2 separate regions of the Homo sapiens genome follow, and region 2 is linked to region 1. Evidence: read pairs that join two places in POLR2A ChIA-PET (ENCODE). Cell type or tissue: PC-9. All regions are shown on one strand.

Region 1 (8,000 bases):
TCCTTCCTTCCCTCCCTCCTTCTGTCCCTCCCTCTTTTCCTTTCTTCTTTCTCTCTCTCTCTTTCTTTCTTTTATTTTGTAGAGATGGGGGCTCCCTATGTTGCCCAGGCTGATCTCAAACTCTAGGCTCAAGCCATCCACCTGCCTCTGCTTCTCAAAGCGCTGGGATTACAGACATGAGCCACCAAGCCTAGCTCTCCTCCTCCTCCTCCTCCTTCTTCTTCTTCTTCCTTCTTCCTTCTTTCTTTCTTCTTCTTCTTCCTCTTCCTCCTCCTCCTCCTCTTCTTCCTCTTCTTCTTTCTTCCTCCTCCTCCTTCTTCTTCTCCTTCTTCTTCTTGATGGAGTCTCGCTCTGTTGCCCAGGCTGGAGTGCAGTGGTGCTATCTCAGCTCACTGCAACCCGCGCCTCCTGGGTTCAAGCAATTTTTCTGCCTCAGCCTCTGGAGTAGCTGGGACTACAGGCACCCGCCACCATACCCAGCTAATTTTTGTATTTTTAGTAGAGACAGGTTTTCACCATATTGGCCAGGCTAGTCTCAAACTCCTGATCTCATGATCCACCCGCCTCGGCCTCCCAAAGTGCTGGGATTACAGGCTTGAGCCACCATGCCCAGCCTGCCGTGCTTCTTTCTTTGACAACTGTGAATTCCCAATAAAAATCTCACACCCCAAATTATTTCTCAGGATCTGTTCTGGAGAATCCAAATGGTGACTCAGAGCTTTTGTCATCTTTTTTTTTAATGCCTGTGGAGCATTCCATGTCGATATCAAAACCCATAATTTAGTTAACTAGTCTCCTGTAAATGGATGTTTTCTTTGTGACGAAAGATTTTTTCCCTCTCATCAGATTGGTCCTTTAAGAGACCCTTCTGTCTTAGAGAGCCCCAGGGCTCAGTCTTTAATCTTCTTTTTTTTTTTTTTTTTTTCCAGATGGAGTCTCACTCTACCACCCAGGCTGGAGTGCAGTCGTGAGATCTTGGCTCACTGCAACCTCCACTTCCCGGGTTCAAGCAATTCTCCTGTCTCAGCCTCCAGAGTAGCTGAGATTACAGGCGCGTGCCACCACACCCAGCTAATTTTTGTATTTTTAGTAGAGACAGGGTTTCACCATGTTGGCCAGGCTGGTCTCAAACTCCTGACCTTAGGTGATCCACCCGCCTCGGCCTCCCAAAGTGCTGGGATTACAGATGTGAGCCATTGCACCCAGCCTGTTCTTCTTTATCCACGACCCCTCAGAAATGTCATCCAGCTGCATGGCTTTAAATACGTGTGTAGGTACCTGGATGCCTCCCAGCTTTGTCTTACCCACCTAGATGTCTCACTCCTCAAAATTAACACTTCTAGTCAGGCACTGTGGCTCAAGCCTGCAATCCCAGCACGTTGGGAGGCCAGGCTGGTCTCAAACTCCCAACCTCAGGTGATCCGCCCCCCACCTTGGCCTCCCAACGTGCTGGGATTACAGGCATGAGCCACTGTGCCTAGCCATTTTCCCTTTTTATAAGGACACTAGTCATGGAGGACAAGGACCTGCCCTAATAACTTATTTGTTGTTGTTGTTGTTTAGATTTGCTCTTCTTTTCCGGGCTGGAGTGCAATGGCATGATCTGGACTCACTGCAGCCTCCACCTCCTGGGTTCAAGCGATTCTCCTGCCTCAGCCTCCCGAGTAGCCGGAATTACAGGCACCTGCCACCACGCCCGGCTAATTTTTGTATTTTTAGTAGAGACAGGCTTTTGCCATGTTGGTCAGGCTGGTCTTGAACTCCTGACGCCAGGTAATCCACCCACTTCGGCCTCCCAAAGTGCTGGGATAACAGGCGTGAACCACCACGCCCGGCCATCATTTTAACTCCATTACCTTTCTAAAGACCCTGTTTCCACACAGTGGCTCGTACCTATAATCCCAGCACTTTGGGAGGCCATGGTGGGCAGATCACCTAAGCCCAAGAGTTCAAGGCCAGCTTGGGTAACATGGCGAAACCTCATCTCTACAAAAAATTCAGAAACATTAGCTGAGTGTGGTGGTGCACACCTGTCGTCACCACTAACGAGGCTGAGGTGGGAGGATGGCTTGAACCCAGGAGGTTGAGGCTGCAGTGAGCTATGATTGCACCACTGTACTCCAGTCTGGATGACAAAGTGAGATTCTGTCTCAAAAAAAAAAAAAAGAAAAAGAAAAGAAAAGAAAAAGAGACTATTTCCAAGCAAGGTCACATTCTGAGGGACGAGGGGGTCTGTAACTTATCTTTTATTATTATTTTATATATATATATATATATATATTTTTTTTTTTTGTAGAGACAGGGACTCGTGGTGTTGGCCAGGGTGGTCTCAAACTCCTGACCTCAAGCGATACTCCCTCCTTGGCCTCCCAAAGTGCGGAGATTATAGATGTGAGTCACCATGCCCTGTCTGCAACACATCTTTTTAGAGAATACAATTCAAGCCATAACAGTAAGATCCCTCTTTATCTTTCCTTTTTTCCCTCCTCGGTCTCAGCCTTCAAGAAGGAAGGAAAGAAGGGGGTGGGCAGAGAACCTCCTCCCCGCTGGACCAGAGTAATCTCCGCTGTGATGTTGAAGAAAATACATCTGAGTTCTGAGCTAGATGGACAGATTTTAAACCTTTGAACCTTAGAATGGACTGATGGAAAACAGCGGCTGGGGGTGGTGGCTGACCACCAGATGTAGATGGCTGGTGGACAGCCATCTAGAAGCCAAGGAGAGAGGCCCCAGGATTATCCTAGCATTTTGGGAGGCCAAGGTGTGATGATTGCTCCAGCCAGGAGATTGAGGCTGCAGTGAGCTATGATTGCAGCACTGCACTCCAGCCTGGGTGACAGAGCAAGACCCTGTCTCAAAAAAAAAAAAAAAGAAAAGAAAAAAAAGAAGAAGAAGAAGGAGAAGAAGAAGGAGGAGGAAGAGGAGGGGGAGGAGGAGGAGGAGGAGAAAAGAATGAGTGAAATAAAAGGTTAATAACCAATAACCTTAGAATACCCATTTGAGGTTATTGGATTTAGGTAGAGGAGGCAGTAGAAATGACATAATGCCACTTAATGAAAACTTTTCTCGAACTTTTTTTTGGAGGAAGGAATGAGACAGGCTCAGTTGAAGAGATACTTCCAGATTAGAGTCTCCAGATTTAGCACATAAAAATACAGGAGGCTCATTTAAATTTGAATTTCAGATACATGAAGAATAATTTTTAGGATAATCCGATCATATGCAATATTTGGAACATATTTATGCCAAAAACTTATCCATCGTTAATCTGAAATTCTGATTTAACTGGGTGTCCTGTATTTTATCTGGCAACCCTTCTTCTAGTAAGTCATGGAATTAACCCACCTTGGAAGATGATGTGATGGTCAGGCACAGTGGCTCACGCCTGGAATCCCAGCAGCTTGGGAGGCTGAGGTGGGAGGATCACTTGAGCCTGGGTGTTTGAAAGCAGCCTGGGCAATATAGGGAGACCCCATTTCCAATAATAATAATTATTATTATTATTATAATAAAATTAGCTGGATGATGCCAGGCATGGTGGCTCATGCCTGTCATCCCAGCACTTTGGGAGGCCAAGGCAGGTGGATCATCTGAGGTCAGGAGTTGGAGACCAGTCTGGGCAACATGGTAAAACCCTGTCTTTACAAAAAATACAAAAATTAGCTGGGCATGGTCGTGCGCGCCTGTAATCCCAGCGACTCAGGAGGCTGAGGCAAGAGAATCGCTTGAACCCAGGAGGCCGAGATTTCAGTGAGCTGAGATCGTACCACTGCACTCCAGCCTGGGTGACAGAGTGAGACTCCATTTGAAAAAAAAAAAAAAAAAGAATCTAATACCTGATGATCTGTCACTGTCTCCCATCACCCCCAGCTGGGACAGTCTAGTTTCAGGAAAACAAGGGGAGGGCTTTCCCTGATTCTACATTATGTGAGCTGTATAATTAGTTCATTATATATTACAGTGTAATACTAATAGAAATAGTGAACAATAAATGTAATGTGCTTGAATCATCCTGAAACCATTCCACACCTCCGTGATAAAATTGTCTTGCACAAAACTGGTCCTGGGTGACAAAAAGCTTGCAGATTGCTGCATTATAGCATAAAAGTAGCCATAGACAACTTACAAACAAATGGGTGTGACCGTGTGCCAATAAAAATTTATCCACATAACTTCATTTACAAACAACACACGGAGGCCGGGCACGGTGGCTCACGCCTGTAATCCCAGCACTTTGGGTGGCAGAGGCCAGTGGATCACCTGAGGTCAGGAGTTTGAGACCAGCCTTGACCAGCCAGGAGATCAAGACCATCCTGGCCAACGTGGTGAAACCCCGTCTCTACTAAAAATACAAAAAATTAGCCAGGTGTGGTGGCGGGCACCTGTAGTCCCAGATACTTGGAAGGCTGAGGCAGGAGAATGGTGTGAACCCGGGAGGCGGAGGTTGCAGTGAGCCGAGATCGTGCCACTGCACTCCAGCCTGGATGACAGAACGAGACTCCATCTCAAAAAAATAAACAAATAAATAAATAAAATAAAATAAAATAAAATAAAATAAATTGATTGTTGTGAAATATATCTTCACAAGAGGATATATAACATACATATATGGTTTAAAGAAAAAAACAACAAAATAATCCAACAATTGTGCCCCCTTGTATTTACCTAGATGCATTGAAAACTTATACCCACACAGGCCAGGTGCGGTGGCTCACGCTTGTAATCCCAGCACTTTAGGAGGCTGAGGCAGGCGGATCACTTGAGGTCAGGAGTTCAGGACCAGCCTGGCCAACATGGTGAAACCTTGTCTCTACTAAAAATACAATAAATTAGCCAGGTATGGTTGTGGGTGCCTGTAGTCCGAGCTACTAGGGAGGCTGAGGCAGGAGAATCCACTATTTACTTAACGAGTCTTTATTTAATAAATAAATAAATTTATTTATTTATTGAGATGGAGTTTTGCTCTTGTTGCCCAAGATGGAGTGCAATGGCACAATCTTGGCTCACTGCAACCTCTGCCTCCTGGGTTCAAGCGCTTCTCATGCCTCAGCCTCCTGAGTAGCTGGAATTAAAGGTGCCCCACCATGCCTGGCTAATATATATATATTTATATATATATTTTTAGACGGAGTCTCGCTCTGTCGCCCAGGCTGGAGTGCAGTGGCGCAATCTCGGCTCACTGCAAGCTCCACCTCCTGGGTTCGGGCCATTCTCCTGCCTCAGCCTCCCGTCGCCTGGCTAATATTTTGTATTTTTAGTAGAGACAGGGTTTTACTATGTTGACTAGGCTGGTCTCGAACTCCTGACATCAGGTGATCCACCTGTCTTGAGCTCCTGGGATTACAGGCATGAGCTGCCATGCCCGGCCTACTTATCAAGTCTTTAACTCAGGGATGTTTGTGAATAGTTCCATGGTTTTGCTATTGCAGGCAGGGCTGCTCTGAATAATCTTGTACCAGAATCCTGGGTCCATTTGTGGGAGTTTCTCAGGGGGACATAAATCCAGGAGATGAGTTGCTGGTTGTAGGACATGTTCATTTGCACCTTTACTGAATGTGATGGAGGCAGCCTGTTGTGGTTTAAAGATTCAGGCTCCCTTCCCACAGGGTAAAGTGGATACCAGGAAGTGGCTGCTGTGCTACAGATTACATTTCCCAGCAACCCTTTCATCTAGTGGAGGTCATGTGACTAGTTCTGACCAATAGAGGTACACCAAAGCCATGTTGGGATTGAGAGCCACAAGTTGGGAGGAAGCCCACATTTTGTTAGTGGAGGCCACATGTTGAGGTGGGGGCCACATGATGGGTATGGAGGCCACATGTTGGGAGCAAAGGGCACATTTTGGGATTTAGAGCCACAAGTTGGGAGGAAGCCCACATTTTGTGAGTGGAGGCCCCACGTTGAGATGGATGCCACTTGATGGGTATGGAGGCCACATGTTGAAAGTGGAGGCCACATATTGGGAGTGGAGGCCACATGTTGAGATGGAGGTCACGTGTTGGGATGGAGGCCACATGCTGGGATGGAGGCATCATGAGAAGGAAGGAAGGGGCCTGGATTGCTAAATTCCCACTTGCCTGAGCCTTCTGGGACAGCTTCACCCTCCATACTCTTTGCTTATGTGAGATGTAAACTTTTAGGACACTGATATTTGTGGAATTGTCTTGTTCTAACAGTTGAACTACTGTACCCAGTAATGCTTCAGGTAATGTCAAATTATTTTCCAAAGTGGTTGGCCTCTTCATATTTCCACCACTCCCCCACTTCCCATCCTCACCAGTACTCGGAATCGGCAAGTTAAAGAAAAAACTTTTGGCTGGGTGCGGTGACTCACGCCTGTAATCCCAGCACTTTGGGAGGCCAAGGTGGGCGGATCACCTGAGGTCGGGAGTTCGAGACCAGCCTGACCAACATGGAGAAACCCTGTCTCTACTAAAGATACAAAATTAGCCGGGCACAGTGGCGGGTGCCTGTAATCCCAGCTATTCGGGAGGATGAGGCAGGAGAATCACTTGATCTCGGGAGGTGGAGGTTGCAGTGAGCCGAGATCATGCCATTGGACTCCAGCCTGGGCAACAAGAGCAAAACTCCGTCTCAAAACAAACAAACCCACAACTTTTTATCTTGAAATAGTTTGTTTTTATTTTATTGTATTTATTTATTTATTTTTTTGAGATTGAGTCTTGCTCTGTTGCTCAGACTGGAGTGCAGTGGCACGATCTTGGCTCACTGCAAGCTCCACCTCCTGGGTTCACGCCATTCTCCTGCCTCAGCCTCCTGAGTAACTGGGACTACAGGCGCCCGCCACCACGCCTGGCTAATTTTTTGTATTTTTAGTAGAGACGGGGTTTCACCATGTTAGCCAGGATGGTCTCAATCTCCTGACCTCGTGATCCGCCCGCCTCAGCCTCCCAAAGTGCTGGGATTACAGGTGTGAGCCACCACTCCCGGTCTGAAATAGTTTGTTTTTAAAATGGATTATTATTATTTTTTTTTAGAGACACAGTCTGCCTATGTTGCCCAGGCTGGTCTCGAACTCAAACAGAAATTGCAGTGAGCCAAGATCAAGCCACTGCACTCCAGCCTGGGCAACAGAGTGAAACTCCATCTTAAAAAAAAAAAAAAAAAAAAAGAACTAGGATACTCTCTTACACAACCAGAATTCATTTATCTACTTCAGAAAATAAATATGGACACAATACTATTATCTACTTTATATTCCATGTGCAAATTTCACCAATTACCCAATAATGTCCTTTGTGACTTTGGGCATTGTTAGACTAAAATTTTCCCCATCTGTACGGTAACCATTATTGACTTAAACACTGTCTTTAAACAAGTTCATTTTCCAAAAACACTTTCCAAATATTAATGCATATCTTTACTTCAAAAGGAAATTTTATATTGCTCCACTACATGGAAAGCTACTAAATAAATAGAAAGCAAGTATTAAAACCAACACTGCTGGGTGCAGTGGCTCACGCCTGTAATCCTAGCACTTTGGGAGGCCAAGGCAGGCAGATTATGAGGTCAGGAGTTCAAGACCAGCCTGGCCAACCTGGTGAAACCCGCGTCTCTACTAAAAATAAAAAAAATTAGCCGGGCATGGTGGCGGGTGCCTGTAATCCCAGCTATTTGGGAGGCTGGGGTAGGAGAATCGCTTGAACCCAGTAGTCAGAGGTTGTGGTGAGTGGAGGCTGCTGCACCATTGTACTCCAGCCTAGGTGACAGAGCAAGACTCCATCTCAAAACAAAAAGAAAAACAAAACAAAACAAAACAAAAGAAAACAAAAAAAAGCCCAATGCTAAGATGGGTATAGTTCCTTTTTTCTTTTTCTTTTTCTTTTTTTTTCTTTTTTTTTTTTTTGAGACAAGGTCTTGCTCTGTGGCCCAGGTTGGAGTGCAGTGGTGCACACATAGCTCACTGCAACTTCGACCTTTAGGCTCAAGCAATCTTCCCATCTCAGCTTCCTGAGAAGTTAAGACCACACGTGTGTACC
Region 2 (8,000 bases), 250 kb after region 1:
ATGTTACCCATGGGTACATACTATGTGCCTGGTGTATTACATGTATTACTTCTAATCCTTGTAAAAGCCCGGTGGAATTGGAATGATGATCACGCCCTCAGAAGGGTAAAGATATCTTAATGCATGTCTCAGTCCTTTGGGCAGGTAGCTGAGGAATCTTTCCTGCCGCTAAACTCCATGCAATTTGCCTTTCTCCTTAGTTGCTTCCCCTCTTTGTTGCTTCAGAAAGGGTTGGGCCCAGGGTCTAGGAAGAAAGGCAAGGCCCAAGTGAAAGAGAGATGTGTGGGTCCCAGCCTGGGCACCCTGCTCTTGCCAGAAACCCGAGTAGCCTGGACCGCTCGTTCTTCCTCCCCAGGGTCTAGTCCAAGGCTGTAGATGGAGCTGTCTCCTCTGTTGCCCAGTGTTGAAGGCTAGGGGTCATCTCATCCTCTCCCCACTCTGCTTCACCCCCACTAACCCACTGCCCTCTTTTCTACTCACTACTTCCTATAGGTCCCACCACCCAAACTGGTCTTGTATTGATTCTTCCCTTTCTGTTTCTGATTATACTGTTCCAGTTCAGACCCTCTCATGCAGGACTGTTAAAGTAAACTTCCGATTTCTTCCCTTAGATGAAGGGTATGGTGCTGGTCCTCTTGTTCTGTGTTCTTCCAAATCTGGTGCTTCCAGCTGCCCTCAACAATGGCCTTAAGATGGTGGGGGACCCTGGGAGGGGGAGACCACATGATATGGTGGAACATCATGGAATACCAGGAGTGCGTTGAATTAAATCATGTGAACTCATATTTTATTAATGCAACATGATTAAATTATAAGAAACGAGGCCAGGTGCAGTGCCTTACGCCTGTAATCCCAGCACTTTGGGAGGCCAAGGTGGGCGGATCACGAGGTCAGGAGATCGAGACCATCCTGGCTAACATGGTGAAACCCCGTCTCTACTAAAAATATAAAAAATTAGTCGGGCATGGTGGTGGGCGCCTGTAGTCCCAGCTACTCGGGAGGCTGAGGCAGGAGAATGGCATGAACCCGGGGGGCGGAGCTTGCAGTGAGCCGAGATCGCGCCACTGCACTCCAGCCTGGGAGACAGAGCAAGACTCCATCTCAAAACAAAACAAAACAAAACAAAACAAAACAAAAAACAAAAACGAGAGTGTGCGCAGTATCAACTATGAGCATACATTCTTTAAAACTGCTGTTGATTGGGTGAGACAGACTGGTACAGGGCTTCCCAATAATGTGAAACCTGCAGGGTATCACATTAGTTTTTGTTTTGTTGTTGGCTACTCTTCATTAGCAAATAAGAGGAAATATCTACCAAGGGTTTAAGAAATATTGGTAGGGAAAATGTTTTAAATTCGAGGAACCTATTCAATAAATATTTCTGCAGATTGGCGCAAGTGCCATTATTTTATTTGAGCAGTGCCTTTATTTTATTTGAGCAAAGGAAGCCCACAGGATGTTTTAGTATTCCAAGGAAGTGGGGATCAGCAAACATTCTCTATAAAGGGCTAGATAGTAAATGTTTTAGCTTTTGAGGCCCAGATGGTCACTATCTCAACTACTCAGCTCTCCCGATGGAGCTTGAAAGCAGATGTAGACAACATGTGAGAGCTTGGGCCTGGCCGTGTGCCAATCAAACTTTATTTATGGATGCTGAAATGTGAATTTCATGTAATTTTCATGCATCACAGAATATTTTGATTTTGATTTTTTTCTAACCACTTCAAAATGTAAAAGCCATTCTTAGCTCATGGGCCATACACAAACAGGCTAGCGGCTGGGCCAGATTTGGGTGGTGGGCGGTAGTTTCCTGACCTCTGCCCCTGTGGTGCAGTCCAGGGGCTCTGACTCGCATTCGTAGACTTTCTCCAAGTGGTCCATCCTATTTCCCCCTTTATTCCCCGAGCTCCACCCAGCTTGGTCTCTTGACCCCTTCCCTGCCCCACACACCCTCCCCTTGTTTACACCTCTGCCTGATTTTCCCTACCCCACCTCCAGCAGGGTCCAGGACGGGATGCTGCCCAGACTCCCCTGCCCCATTGTTTATGGTACCCTGTTCCATCTGGAGTCTGCACCTGTTACCTTTTGCCACGTAAGGAATTATCTGTGTATGTCTCCTTTTCTTTCTCACCCCATCCATGCAAAACCCTTGAGGATAGAGGCCATGTCTAACTGTATTTGTGGGACACCAAATAGAGTAATTATTTGTCAAAATTACATGAGTTCTTACTAGATAGAGATCACATCTACATCTAAAAATCATTTTGCTTACTTTCTAGTAAAATAGAATCTCTTAAAATATTTGTGAATTCTTAAACTTATCCTGAGATGATTTATTCTAAGTGTCTTCTAGATCATTACCGGCCAATAAAGAAACATAACACAAGCCACGTGTGAAATTTGCAATTTTCTAGTAGCCGCATTTTATTTATTTGTTTTTATTTATTTATTTATTTGAGATGGAGTCTTGCTCTGTCGCCCAGGCTGGAGTGCGGTGGCGCGATCTCGGCTCACTGCAAGCTCTGCCTCCTGGGTTCACACCATTCTCCTGCCTCAGCCTCCCGAGTAACTGGGACCATGCCTGGCTAATTTTTTGTATTTTTAGTAGAGACGGGGTTTCACCATGTTAGCCAGGATGGTCTCAATCTCCTGACCTCGTGATCCACCCGCCTCAGCCTCCCAAAGGGCTAGGATTACAGGCATGAGCCACTGCACCTGGCCTAGTAGCTGCATTTTAAAAAGTAAAAAGAGACAAGTGAAAGTAATTTAATAATACATTTCATCCAATGAACTGTATTGAAAATATTCATTTCAATATATAACCTATATGAAAAATTATTGTCGAGATATTTCACATTCTTTTTTGTGTGCTAAGTCTTAGAAATGTTAGTTCGGACCAGCCCCATTTCAGGTGCTCAGCAGCCACGTGTGGCCCTGGCTTCTATACCGACTGCACAGGTAAAGGTGTTAAAGTCAAAGCAGGCACAAGTTTTAAGTCAACTCTTCCTTTTAAAAGGTGACCACTATATTGGCTACTTACTGGCGTGCAGATACTTCATAGCCGTGAAAACATAAGGTCACTGACAAAGTCTGAGTAGCGTGGGTCCACCTGACCTCAGCGTTGTCCATTTTCTAAAGTGATCATCACTGGACTTTGAAACACAGGTGGTGCCCTCCAAGCCACCTGAGTGATCTGTCCCCAGAATTCCCTAGTGACCATTTCAGGACTTTGGGATCCTGTGTGTAGTCCCCATAATTCTGACTGCTTCTCTTTTACATTATAAAAGTCTTACGTTTTCATCATTAAAAAAAAATCCAAATTGTAAAAAAGAAAAAAAGAGCCTCTGGCTGCTTCTTCCTCTCTCCTCTGCCCCTCCCACCACTAAGAAAAGTTTGGTGTGGATGGTTTCAGATATTTCACAGGCCTGTAAAACATACATACGAATTCTTTAGTGTTTTTTGCATTGGGATGTAATTCACATGCCGCAGAATTCAGGCTCTTAATGTGTACAATTTAGTGGCTTTCAGTATATTCACAAGGTTATGCAACCATCACCACCATCTAATTCCAGAGTCATCACCCCAAAAAGACACCCTGTCCCCATTAAGCAGTCACTCCCCACCTCCCTTCCCCAGCCCCTGGCAGCCACTAAGCCACTTTCTGTCTTTGTGGATTTGCCTGTTCTGGAAACTTCATGAAAATGGAATCATATAGTAAGTAGCCTTTTGTGACTGGCTGTTTTTAGCATGATGTTCTCAAGGTTCATCCACCTTGTACCACGTGTTGGTGCTTCATTCCTTTTCATGGCTGGACTAATAGGGTTTTTTTGTGTGTTTTTTTTTTCTTCTTCAAAAAAGAGATCTTATTTTTCTCACTTTTCTGCCACCTGCTCTTTTACCTAATATTTAGCCTGTATCTTTCCTTATCACTTTCTACTGTGTTTGTGCTTCATTCTTTCTACTAATGGTCTGATATTCCACTCCTGTCCTAAGTACTTACTTAGCCTTTTATTCTATTTTATTTTATTTTTTTGAGACAGAGTCTTGCTCTGTCGCCCAGGCTGGAGTGCAGTGGCACAATCCCGGCTCACTGCAACCTCTGCCTCCCGGGTTCAAGCAATTCTCGTGCCTCAGCCTCCAGAGTAGCTGGGATTACAGGCATGTGCCACCACGCCCGGCAAATTTTTTGTATTTTAGTAGAGACGGGGTTTCACCATGTTGGCCAGGCTGGCCTCGAACTCCTGAGCTCAGGCAATCTGCCCCACTCAACCTCTCAAAGTGCTAGGACTGCAGGCATGAACCACCGCACCCGGCCTTAGTTATTTATTTATAGGCATTTTGGTTATACCTTCCACTTTACCGCCAATGCTGCAGTAAGCACCCGTGTCCAAATATATTTGTGTACACGTGTGAGATGTTTGCCCACTCGCGGCAGGGAAATTGCTGAGCCTGATGGACTTCCTCCCCTTGGCGTTAGCTTGCCGCCACTTACATCTGCGCTCCATTCCTACTATAAAGGTGACTTTCCACTTTTGTCCTCTCCTGAAACTACGCCGCCTCCAGCAGGACCGGGGCCACCTCCTCGCCTCCCCGACACCACAGGGCCTTTTTTTTACCACATGCGTGTCCGTTGCCCTAAGTCCCCGTCCCACTCCTTGCCTCTCAGGCCAACACAAACTCTTTAGCTTCTTAACATTTCAGAGTAGCAGGTCCCGGACCCTTTGACAGCCTCGTGAAAACTTGTGTCCCCACCCTCCAGGAGAATGCACACTGAACTCACCCACAGTGTTCTGTGGGCCACTTAGGAGGTGCTCAAACCCCCTGGCAGCCTCTCCCTCCCCCGGCCCCTCCTCTGGAACGTGTTCCCTGTCAGCTTAGCTCTGCCTATCCTACAGTCCACGTGTGACTGACTCAGCCTCATTCTGTCACCGTGAGCTGCGCCCATGCTCGCGTGTGCCTCTTGGGGAGGCCTGGCTGCTGGGCTGGTTTGCGCAGCCACAAGCTCATGCTTGTCGCCCTTGACTCCTGCGCGGACTCGAGCCTAGCAACGGCCTGCCCCGCCCCTCTGAATTCCCTCTGGACGCGTGGCTGTAAACTCTGCTACCTTTATTCTCCAGCAGAGCACTCGTTCTTCTGCCTTCTCAGCGGAAGACCTTCCTTCCAGCAGCCCAGCATGCAGCCTGCGGGGCCACCCTCCGTCCCAAGCTGCTTTCTTGGGTCATTGACCCCCTGCTGCCATGGCCCGGGTTTAGGGACTTGAGCCCCTGCTCTCTCCAGCCCGAGGAGGGAGCTCAGTTGTGCAGCCACTAGATCCTGTTCTTGAATGTCTTCCTTGCTGTTATAGTTGGCTTCTTCTTATGGTACAAATTCTTTCTCTTTAACTCTACGTAAACAATTTAAAACCAGAATTCCTGTGACCTAATCCTCGATAAAGTTATTCATTCTTAATCTGAGCTTTTCTCCTATTTTAAATTCAGTGAATCATGGTTTTCTTTTTTAACATCCTTTAAGATTTCTGAGACACCAACCTCCACAGTTTTCCTCCCCCCACTCCCGGATGTAGAATCTTCTAGAAACTCCCTGCTCCTTTATTCTCCAGGGTTAATGTTCACTGAGGGCTTGGCCCAGAAAGTCTACAATTCTCTGACTCCCAAACTGGGACATAGTCTCATTTCAGATTCCTGATTGTAAAATGCCTACCTCCCGCAGTTCATTCCTCATTCAGTCCCTCGGCTTATTCTGTTGATGGGTCTCATGTAAACACGTTTTGCGGCTTAGACTCAGAGTTCCTGAAACAGATTTCCCCACACCTACTTCTCTCCCATCACTCGAGATTTTCACAAACAGTCTGTTAGGGATCGTGTCCAACAGATATTGTTGTTTGTTACTGAAGTTTATTTCTGAAAATGTTCGAATTGTACTTTGTACGTTCTCGTGCCTAATTTTCTCATAATTATGAGAATATTGCATTTTACTTCTCCTGAGGTGAGGAATGCAGGAATGCTTTTAGTCTCTATATCATTGTTTCTCTTCGTGGCTGGCATTTGCCAGCACTCAGCGTCATCTTCTTTTTTCAATTGTGATAAAATTCACATACAATTCACCTTTTTTTTTTTTTTGAAGATAGGGTCTTGCTCTGTCGCCCAGGCTGCAGTGGGGTGGTGCGATCATGGCTTATTGCAGCCTCCACCTTCTGGGCTGGGACTATAGGTGCACGCCACCATGCCTGGCTAATTTTTTGTAGAGACAAGGTCTCACTATGTTGCCCAGGCTGGTCTCAAACTCCGGGATTCAAGCAATCCCCAGCCTCAGCCTCCCAAAGTGCTGGGTTTACAGGCATGCGCCACCACACCCAGCCCAAAATTTACCATTTTAACCACTTTAAAATGGTTTTCATTTGGTGGATTTTAGGATTTTCACAGTGTTGTGAAGCCATCATCACTCTCTAATTCCAGAACATTTCCATCACCGTGAAAAGAAACTCCATACCTATTAGAAGTCGATCACAGTCCCCTACTCCCAGCCCCTGGCAAACACCAAGTCTGCTTCTTGTCTATGTGGGTTTTCCTATTCTGAATATTTCCTGTAAATAGAATCATACAATATGTGACCTTTTTCGTGACTGACTTCTTTCACTTGTGTGTATATAAATATATATTTAAGCCCTGGAAGGTTGGGTAATATTGTTTTGCAGTTCATCCACATTGTAGCCTGTGTCAGAGCTTCATTCTTTTTTATGGCTGAATAGTATTCCACTCCATGGGTGGACCACATCTGTTTATGCATTCATCCCTTGATGGGCATTTGGGTTGTTTCTACCTTTTGACTATTACGAATAGTGCTGCTATGAATATTTGTGGACAAGCTTTTGCCTGGACATATAGCTTCATTTCTTCAGGGAATATACCTAGGAGTGGAGTTGCTGAGTCGTATGGTAACTGCAAGTTAACTGCCAAATTGTCCTTTCACAGTCCCACCGGCAGGGAGTGAGGGCTCCAGTTTCTCCACATCCTCACCAACACTTTTATTTTTCCCTGTTTTTAGTATAACCAGCCTCGTAGGTGTGAAGTGGTGTTTCATGGTGGTTCTTATTTGTGTTTCTGTAATGACTGATGATGCTGAGCCTCTTTTCATGTGCTTTCATCTGTCTATAGCTCTTCTTTGGAGAAATGTGTATTCTTTTTTTTTTTTTTTTTTGAGACAGAGTCTCACTATGTCACCCAGGCTGTAGTGCAATGGCGTGATCTTGGCTCACTGCAACCTCACCCGGCTGAGAAATTTGTATTCAAAGGTGTTATCTGGGCTGGCATGGTGGCTCATGCTTGTAATCTCAGCACTTTGGGAGGCTGATGCAGGAAGATCACTTGAGCTCAGTAGTTCAAGACCAGCCTGGGCAACATGGTGAAACCCTGTCTCTATGAAAAATTCAAAATGCAAAAATAGCCAGGTGTGGTGGTGTGGGCCTCTGGTCTCAACTACTCCAGAGGGTGAGGTGGGAGGACCTCTTGAGCCTGGGACGTTGAGGCTGCAGTGAGCGATGTACATGCCACTGTACTCCAGCCTGAGTGACAAAAGCGAGAACCTGTCTCAAAACAAACAAACAAACAATCCAAAGATGTTATCTTATACAAACAATCCAAAGATGTTATCTCATATAATAATTTTCTCTAATCCACAAGTTTCTGTTCCTCTGTGAAATGCCCAAAGACCCTGAATCATGAAGGTCCCCAGCACATGTAAGAGCTACACAGGGTGGTGGAGGGAAGGGAGGGTGACAGTTCATTCAGATGCTACAACAAAAATATTAGAGACTGGCTGGCTTCTAAACAACAGGAATGTGTTGCAGTCAGCTCTGGAGGCTGGGAAGTCCAAGATCAAGGCACTGGCAGATTCAGTGTCTGGGGAGGGCCTGCTTTCTGGTTCGGCTTCTGCCTTCTAGCTGTGTCCTCACGTGATGGAAGGGGCAGGGGAGGTCTCTGGGGCCTCTTTTGCAAGGACCC

What was found. ChIA-PET counts read pairs that join two places held together with the same protein. Peaks named below come from ENCODE experiments on the same cell type or tissue, not always from the same donor. Only the 100,000 strongest peaks of a DNase experiment are listed, where the experiment ranks them.
Region 2: POLR2A ChIA-PET joins it to region 1 with 13 read pairs; 2 of 35 experiments call an interaction of 5 or more read pairs at or near these places.

Annotation. Positions count from the first base shown.
Region 1 is chr19:6,341,391-6,349,390 of GRCh38, reverse strand. It overlaps a transcript of ACER1 not described here. Among named protein-coding and RNA genes, the nearest start is that of ACER1, 12 kb to the right of the region's middle. In PC-9, no CTCF peak of the experiment used is centred here; no DNase peak of the experiment used is centred here.
Region 2 is chr19:6,089,568-6,097,567 of GRCh38, reverse strand. All of the region lies in intron 1 of RFX2 (regulatory factor X2), which reads left to right. Among named protein-coding and RNA genes, the nearest start is that of RFX2, 17 kb to the left of the region's middle. RefSeq lists an enhancer at 4,291-4,996. In PC-9, no CTCF peak of the experiment used is centred here; a DNase peak (open chromatin) is centred at 4,997; H3K4me3 peaks cover 718 bases; H3K27ac peaks cover 1,132 bases.